3 separate regions of the Homo sapiens genome follow, and regions 1 and 2 are each linked to region 3. Evidence: chromatin contacts called from ENCODE Hi-C data. All regions are on one chromosome and are shown on one strand. The core of a region is the stretch at or near the end of the contact, and the rest is flanking DNA. Distances in the headings are between cores, read along the strand shown. Region 1 overlaps MIR181A1HG (MIR181A1 host gene). Region 2 overlaps LINC02789 (long intergenic non-protein coding RNA 2789). Region 3 holds the start of DENND1B (DENN domain containing 1B).

Region 1 (2,700 bases), core at 22-2,521, 1.1 Mb before region 3:
ACCTCATCTCTACTAAAAATATAAAAATTAGCCGGGCATGGCGGTGTGCACCTGTAGTGCCAGCTAGTGAGGAGGCTCAGGCAGGAGAATTGCTTGAACCTAGGATGCGGAGGTTACAATGAGTCAAGGTCACACCACTGCACTCCAGCCTGGGCAACAGAGTAAGACTCCATCTCCAAAAAAAAAAAAAAAGGAAAATAAAAAATAAAAATAAACACTAAACTATGTTTAGTGTGATATTATAATAAAATCTAGAGTTTTTAAAATGAGACTCCAAGAATTAATCAAATGTATCAGTTTCAGAAAAAAACCTGCATTTCTGTATCAATATTTCCTATGACATTCTTAGGGCATTTTATTAAATCCCATAATTACTTCTTTCTCTGATAGTATGTAAAAAATGTTGTTATTAGTTTACTAAAGTAATATTTTCCCCAGTTCTTAAGGATGTGCATGCCATGAAAGAAAAGAAAATCACCAAGCAGGGACATTTTCTATGTGATCAAAGAAGTAGCAGCTGCGGTAGGATGTTTGTTCCAATAAATGTACAGGCCTTTGGAAGAGTTCAGATATACTACAAATAACACTGGAATCTTAACATTCATTCATGTCATTCTCAATGTTTCAGGATCTATCTTCATCAAATCAATGATATCATTGAGAGTTTAGATGGGCATAGCATAAATACAATTAGCATAACCACTGACCACATGATCTGATCCAATACACTATGACGTATGATTTCCTCAAGAATCTTCAAGATTAGGACGGTGCTCCTTTTGACACCCTATGCCACATAGCTTTTTCAGCAAACCTTAGACCTAAAAACTAGTGGTTTCAGAATCATTTCAGAGCAGGAGAAGTGGTAGGATGCCATGATGCTCTTGGAGCTAGACAGATGAAGACAGAATACTCTCATCAAACTGTAAATTCTGGAATGGCTTGGACTCTCATAGCAGCAGTAGTTTATGGAACCACTGATTTTAGAAAATTGGTCATCTGACACCCTCCAATTGACAAGTGAGTTCTCACCACTTGTCATGTTAAAACTTGGGACTACATTTCTGAGATTCTTGTTCTTACCACTGAAGCTTGATACTAATTCCATCCCGTTCATCAATGTCACCATCATTATCTTTTTATTTCTCTATATGCCAAACAAATGTGAAAGAGCTTAGTTTGATTTTTTACTGATCCACAATTAACCTGAAGAATACAGGCGTGCCTCAGAGATTTTGTGGTTTCAGTTTCAGACTACTGCAATGAAGCAAATATTGCAATAAAGTGAGTCACATGAATTTTCTAGTTTCCCGGTGCATATGAAAGTGTGTTTACCCTATATGATAATGAGTTAAGTGTGAAATGGCATTATGTAAAAAAATTGCATATCTTAATTTAAAATATTGTTAAAAATGCTAAAGATTGTCTGAACCTTCAGAGTTGTAATCTTTTTGCTGGTTTTGGGTATTGCTTCAATGTTGATGGCTGTTAACTGGTGAGGTGGGTGGTTGCTGAAGTTTGGGATGGCTGTGGTAATTTCTGAAAATAAGACACCAGTGAAGCTCAGCACACTGATTTACTCTTCTTTTCATTAAAGAGTTATCTGTACCATGCAATGCTGTTTGGTAGCATTTTACCCATAGTAGAACATCTTTCAAAATTGAAGTAAGTCCTCTCAAAATCTGCATCTGCTTTGCCAACTAAATTGATGTAATATTCTAAATCCTTTGTTGTAATTTCAACAATATTTACAGCATCTTCACCAGGAGTAGATTCCACCTTAAGAAACCACTTTCTTTGCTTGTCCATTAGAAGCAGTTCCTCATTCATTAAAGTTTTATCATGAGATTGCAGCAATTTAATCACGTCTTCAAGCTCGGCTTCTAATTCTTGTTGTCCTGCCATTGGCACTACATCTGCAGTTACTTCCTCCACTGAAGTCTTGGAACTCCTCAAAGTAATCCATGAGGGTTGTAATCAACTTCCTCTAAACTCCTGTTATTATTAATAATTTGACCTCCTCCTATGAATCACAAATGTTCTCTACGGCATTTACTATGATGAATCATTTTCAGAAGGTTTCCAATTTACTGAGATCCCTCAGAGGAATTACTATCTGTGGCGGTGATAGCCTTACAAAATGTATTTCTTAAATAATAAGATTACACCTTGATCCATGGGCGGCAGAATAGATGCTGTGTTAGTAGGCATGAAAACAACATTAATCTTCTTGCATTAGAGCTTTATCAGAGCTCTTGGGTGACCAAGTACATTCTCAATGAGCAGTAATATTTTAAAAGAAAATTATATTTCTGAGCAGTAGGTCTCAATAGTGGGCTTAAAATACAGCATGTCAACCATACTGTAAATAGATATGCTGCCACCCAGGCTTTGTTGTTCCATTTATAGAGAACAAGTGGAGTAGATTTAGCATAATTCCTAAGGGCCCTAGAAATTTTGGAATGGTAAATGAGCATTGGCTTCAAATTAAAGTCACCAGCTTCATTAGCTTCCAACAAGAGAGTCAGCTTGTTTTTTGAAGCTTTGAAGCCAGGCATTGACTTCTCCTCTCTCACTGTGAAAGTTATAGGTGGCATCTTCTTTCAATAGAAGACTGTATTATGTACATTGAAATTATATATTTTTAGTGTAGCCACCTTTTTTAATTATCTTAGCTAAATCTTCTGGATGACTTGGTGC
Region 2 (2,700 bases), core at 63-2,562, 1.4 Mb before region 3:
TCTTGTTTTGTTAGAGAACCACTTGAACACATTTTATGTTTCTCTTCCCAGTGCTGGCTTTCACTTTGAATGCTTTAAAAGTGTCTGACTTCACACTCTGAACAGAGCTACTGGGAGTGTTTTAGATGCTACAGAGTGACCTACTTTAGATTATCTAAACTTGAGGTGTGAGAAAAAAATTAAAATCAATTTTGGTAACTAAAAGGAGGAAGTAGAGGTATAGAAGATCACAGAAAGCTGTTAGTTGCACTTTCATGCTGACAGTCTGTGGGAAGATCCAAAGAACCATCTGTTTGTAAAGTCTCTAGGCATGTTTTAACAGTCATGCATACAGGCAGCCTTAGATAATCACCACAAAAAAAGATTCTATCACACTGACATCATTTAGGAGTACTAATGGTATTTGAAATCATATAAGAATAGGCTTAAAAATGAAAGGTACACATAGTCATGTCTAAAGTACTATACCAAATTGTTTTTTGAAGTCTGTTATGAACATACTATTTGAATACATTTTTGATGTTTTATTATGCCCTATCATCTTCATCTACTTTTATGGTTAGCTTTTTATGGTTCAATTCCATTCTGTCTCCTACTAGAGCTTTTATTAGTCATGAGAGATGAGGCTATACTAAAAGAACAACCTCAAAAATCTCTATAGCATAAAACAAAAGATTTTGTTTGTACTCCTGCAAAGTTCCGTTAGTGGGTATTCTCCTTCATTTGGTGTGTTGGGGTAGCCTTAAGGATGGCCCTACAGTCATCCCTGACTCCTTGTATTCATCCCCTCTATATCTCCTTGACTCATCTTGTATTCTTGGATATGGACTGGACTTATTGACTCACTGCTAATGATTAAATACTCAGAAATAATAGGTTGCACTTCCAGTAGTAGGTTATAAAATGACTGTGGTTTTCATCTTGAGAACACTTTCACACTTTCTCCTGAATCACTTACTTCAAGGAAAGTCACCTGCTGTGTTAGAAGGGAATCCTGTAGAGAGGTACTGGTTGCAAGGGACCAAGGCCTGCCAGCAAACCTAAGTGAGCTTGGAGGTAGGTACTCCCTCACCACAGTTGAGCCTTCGGAGGAGACTAGAGTCCCAGAAAACAGCTTTGCAGTAACCTTATGCAAGAATTTGAGCCACAGGCCCCTAGGTAAACTATGCTACGGTTCTTAACCCACAAAATCTGTAAGATGATAAACATCTGTTTGGGAGTAGTTTGTTACACAGCAATAGATAGGTAATATGTCTGGTAGCTTGGGAATCCAGGGGCTTTCCACTTTGTGATTCAACCATAGCAACATGAGACTTCAAATTTGCCCTCGTGTGGAAAAGAGATCTTGGAAAATCCACTCTTGAATTGACACACATCATTTGCACTTACAGTCCATTGGCTAGAACTAGTCATGTGGCTCAAACCTAACCTCAGGGAGGCTGGGAGAAATAAAGGAGGGCATGTAATTCTCTGTGGATATCACTCTCATTATCACATTTGCTCCATCCCTTGTCAGACATTAAATCAACAAACACTTTGAAAATTGCAATGTTAAAAAAAAAAAAAGAAAGAAAAAACATTTCTCAATCCTGTCACCTCATTAAGTTAAAATCCCTAGTTATTCCCTTTATTGCAGTGCTGCTCCTCATAAGAGACAAGTCCAGACAATCTTTCTCTCCTTGCTCTATCTCTATACGCTGCTGAATCCTATGGACTGGACTTATCTGACTTCTACCTTCAAATCTAAAGAATATGATTGTTGAAGATTTACAAGACTTTTTATATTTAAAAAATGAAAAATCTTTTCTGAAGCCCTCATCCTTGACCTCTGAGGCTCTTAATGCAAAATTTATACCAATCTTGTTAGAATTTGTATTCCCTTTCAATTTTTGTGATATATTTTATTATTTCAGTCATTGGAGGAGTCATGCTGGTGACCATTCTATTAATAAATGCAGCATCACCTCCCATTCTTCTCCAATTATATTGGTTTTACTTATTTGGCACAAATATAAGCAGGAAAGGGGAAAAGTTACTTAACATGTCTTTAAAGCATATTTGAGTTATTTTACTTCCCTGATTTCCTGTCTATCAGATTCTAGGATTACTTGGAGTAACAGTAAAATTATCGTTCAATTATTAATATATTGTATCACAAACTATTAAATAGTAAGATAGATTTTTTCTTTTTTTCCTACTTTCCCAAATTTTCCAGTGATGATAATGAAAATAAGCTGGCATCATATTCCAAGAAACAGTGAAAGGTAATTAAACAATGACCTAAGAAAACTATCGGGGAAAGCACCTATTATTTGTCATAAAGATATGTGTTAGATTTACATAAACATATTTTATTATTTAATAATTACAGAATGTTTAATTGGTATATATCATGTGTTTAACATATCTGTTAAAATTGGTTTATTGAATCCAATTTGGTTTGTGTAAGTCTGAGGAAAAGAGTTCTGAAGGGGTATGCTAAGATATCTCCTATAAAAATGTTTCTGATATGACCTTTATATTTTTTCTTTTTCACTTTTTGTTATTCCTCTTGTCCCCTTTAGTATAGGGGCTCCCAAATGTTCTGACTTTGGCCTTATCTTCCAGTTCTCTCTTCCCTTAGTGATCACATCTTCACAGCTTCAAATGACACTGCTCTGGGTATAAGTGTCGAGTGTGAATTGCTACTCTTGACCTCAC
Region 3 (2,700 bases), core at 171-2,670:
TAGGAACCGAGAAACTGAAGTGTCTCACCCCGAGTCAAGCTATGACAACACTTTATGATAAACACATTTTTTTTTTGTTTGTTTGTTTCCCAGTTATGGCCCGTCCTCATTTTTTACTAACAGGCCCATGGCTATACAATATTTCTGATCCTGTTGACCAAGTAGTACCCAATTTTGGCAAGAAAGTTTAAGGTTATATAACTGAGTGCAACTTCAGGTTCTCTGACTCTTGAGTTTTTTAATTCTTAAGACTCCTTTTCTGACTTTTATGTCTTATGACTCACACTACATTCATACCACATTTGGTTTCCTCTCATCATCTTAACTTCTGCATGAATAAAGTCTGAAGTAACCACCTTTTGGAAGAAACACTGTGGCTATGTGTCAAGGGTGGCAGTGTTAGCTGGGAGAAGGCCTTTCCCAGAAGATCTCTGTGTAAGAGCCTGGCCTTCCACAGTCATTTGAATGTCCATCATAAGACTTTTCTACCTGTCTTCTCAGTAGATCCTAAATATGAGACAGCAGAGGAGGGAGACAGGCAATATGAGGTAGAAGTAAATAATCAGCATCAGATAGACCTGGTGTGAACTCCAGCTTTGCCATTACTCCCTGGTTTCTTCATCTGTAAAATGCTGATGAAAGTATCTATCACACACCTATGACAAGTACTGGGTGAGAGTGCACATAACCTGCTTCACATGTGCTTTAGGGCTGTGTAAATCAGTCCCTCCCACGCTTATTCAGTGGTGCCCTCTCTGAACTCGCCTAAACTGCCAGACTATGAGGCCTGCGACTATGTACATGTGTTCAAAAGTTAGTCCTTGGTTATCACTGCAGTCTGTGGTATAGGAATGTCTGCCTCCCACATGCGCAGACAAGTGGGGCACTACCATTTGGCTACTTGACAGGGCTATTTAGCAGGTGCACATGTCTGAACATTCCTGAATCAGGAGGGGGTAGCTCTGGATTTCAGAGAGCTGTAAGCAGGCCACAGCTGGAGTGACGCAAGAGCCAGGGGCATCAACTTGAGCTCTGAATTTGTAGTATGAAATGAAAGGAACCCAAGTCCGTGTGTATGTGTGTGGAAAACACTGCAGGTCGAGGTACTTTTCCAGGTACTTCGCCCTTTGTGGGGTTGCAGCCCCGACGCCCTGGAATCTGGACTGGACCCAGAAAGGAAGCCGGTTTGGTTCATGCTGAGGACACAGGGGGCACCTTGCCTTTCTGGCTAGGTGGCAAAGCGGTACGTGGGCCATCCCAGCAGGCACTAGCGCTCCCCCTGCACCCTCTGGCCGCCCGGGCGCGGGGACCTGGCCCCCGCCTCCTCCACAGTCTCCGACTTGCGAGCCGCACGGCCCAGGTGAAGCCGCTGGGCGCGTCCCCGCGCGCCCCTTCCCCCTCCCGGCGACTTCCTGATTTGCAAGAAGGTGCAGGAGCCGCAGCGGGCGGCCCCGGTCGCAGGAACTGAGAGGCCTCAGCTTTGGTGGCGGCTACCGGCGGAGACGGGGGCGGCGGCCACGCCACCGCTGCTGTCACAGAAAGGCTCTGGTGGGTGGGGTGGGAGGCGGGGAAGTGCCGGGGGCGCAGCCGACATGGGCCCGCCGCCACGGCTGCTGTGAGCAGCCTCTTTCCCTGTGTGGCCGCCGGCGTGGGCGGGGACGGCGCGACCCTCGCGCGGCCGGGCTGCGGGCTTCCAGGCCAGCGCGCGGGGGCCGGACGGACAGCCCCACACCGACATGTAACCATGGACTGCAGGACCAAGTGAGTGGGGGGGCCCGGGCGCGTCGGGGGCGGGCGTCCCTCGGCGGCCCCTCCCAGGCCAGCTCGGCTCCTCCGCGCCTCCGCGCTCAACCGGCTCCCCGGGCGGCCGAGGTTGGCCGGGCGGGCTGGGGGTGCGGTCCGGCCCCCAAGCCTCTGGCCGGCCGGCGGGACGGCGCTAGGCCGCAAAGCCTGCCCGCCCTGCGTCCCCGGCCCTCCGTGGTTGGCGCGGCTCCTCCCGGAGAGGCCACTAGCGCCTTGTCGACGCCCGCCTTTCGGGGGACAGGGGAGGCCGGGCGGCCCCTGACACCGCCGCTGAGGGGTTCTCGTGCTTCCCCCGAGTGTGTCAGATGTGACTCTCCTGGGGCTGCCTGTGTGCGTGTGGTGTCCGGGAGGGAGTCAGCGTTGAGGTTAAGAGGTTATTATTCCGAGTGCTCTCTGAGCATTAAATATAACCGGTGTTTTCTTAAGTCCGTTTGTTACTTTTGTCTTGGATGTTTTCTTATGATTCTGCTTATAAAATTAGATTGGTCTCTGGTGTTTCTTTATGCAGCAACTGTAGATGCATGGTTCTTGCAAAACGGTATCCAATTAGAGGGTACTTTTATGTGTGTGCTAAAGTATTTATCAACGACTACTTTGCTCAGGAGATTAGGTAAAAAGCAATTTTAATAACGGTGGTGATTTTGTTTCTAGGTATCTTAGAGGCATGAGTTTTATATTTTTCTTCTGAAACTTAACTTTGGAAAGAATTCCTTTTTACTTCGCTTACCCACCCTTTACTATCTCCTTCTCAAAAAGTTTAAAATAATGCCATGTATATTTGTATTATTGTGAAAGGCCGTTTGAATTTCACAGAAGTAAAACTGAGTCAATATTTAACTTTTACACCTAAGAGAAATTCTAAAGAATATTAGGGAAAGAGGGAAATTATGTAATAGA

What was found. A loop is a pair of places that touch in the nucleus more often than their neighbours do. Pooled maps may share reads with other maps.
Region 1: a map of CD8-positive, alpha-beta T cell shows a loop between it and region 3 (2.5-fold over the local background). The contact joins the enhancer-like site here to the promoter of DENND1B in region 3. A Hi-C loop is called at or near these places in 1 of 168 maps with a recorded cell type or tissue (CD8-positive, alpha-beta T cell), 3 of 37 single-sample maps with no recorded cell type and 4 of 50 pooled maps.
Region 2: a map of natural killer cell shows a loop between it and region 3 (9-fold over the local background). The contact joins the enhancer-like site here to the promoter of DENND1B in region 3. A Hi-C loop is called at or near these places in 1 of 168 maps with a recorded cell type or tissue (natural killer cell), 3 of 37 single-sample maps with no recorded cell type and 7 of 50 pooled maps.

What each region holds. Positions count from the first base shown.
Region 1 is chr1:198,918,407-198,921,106 of GRCh38, reverse strand. The region is part of intron 1 of MIR181A1HG (MIR181A1 host gene); the gene reads left to right. Among named protein-coding and RNA genes, the nearest start is that of MIR181A1HG, 18 kb to the left of the region's middle. RefSeq lists an enhancer at 1,163-1,252. Within about 2 kb of position 1,271, at least 5 of the 41 ENCODE cell types and tissues checked have a DNase peak (open chromatin) inside an H3K27ac peak, as active enhancers do; they include CD8-positive, alpha-beta T cell, where a contact is called at or near this core.
Region 2 is chr1:199,171,068-199,173,767 of GRCh38, reverse strand. The region is part of intron 3 of LINC02789 (long intergenic non-protein coding RNA 2789); the gene reads right to left. The region is part of intron 1 of LOC107985243 (a long non-coding RNA gene); the gene reads left to right. Among named protein-coding and RNA genes, the nearest start is that of LINC02789, 24 kb to the right of the region's middle. RefSeq lists an enhancer at 173-222. Within about 2 kb of position 1,312, at least 4 of the 41 ENCODE cell types and tissues checked have a DNase peak (open chromatin) inside an H3K27ac peak, as active enhancers do; they include natural killer cell, where a contact is called at or near this core.
Region 3 is chr1:197,774,200-197,776,899 of GRCh38, reverse strand. DENND1B (DENN domain containing 1B) reads left to right here and starts at 1,420. Exons shown (of 23, transcript NM_001195215.2): 1 at 1,420-1,761. The coding sequence starts at 1,745. RefSeq lists an enhancer at 203-252 and silencers at 627-921, 1,213-1,412, 1,563-2,072.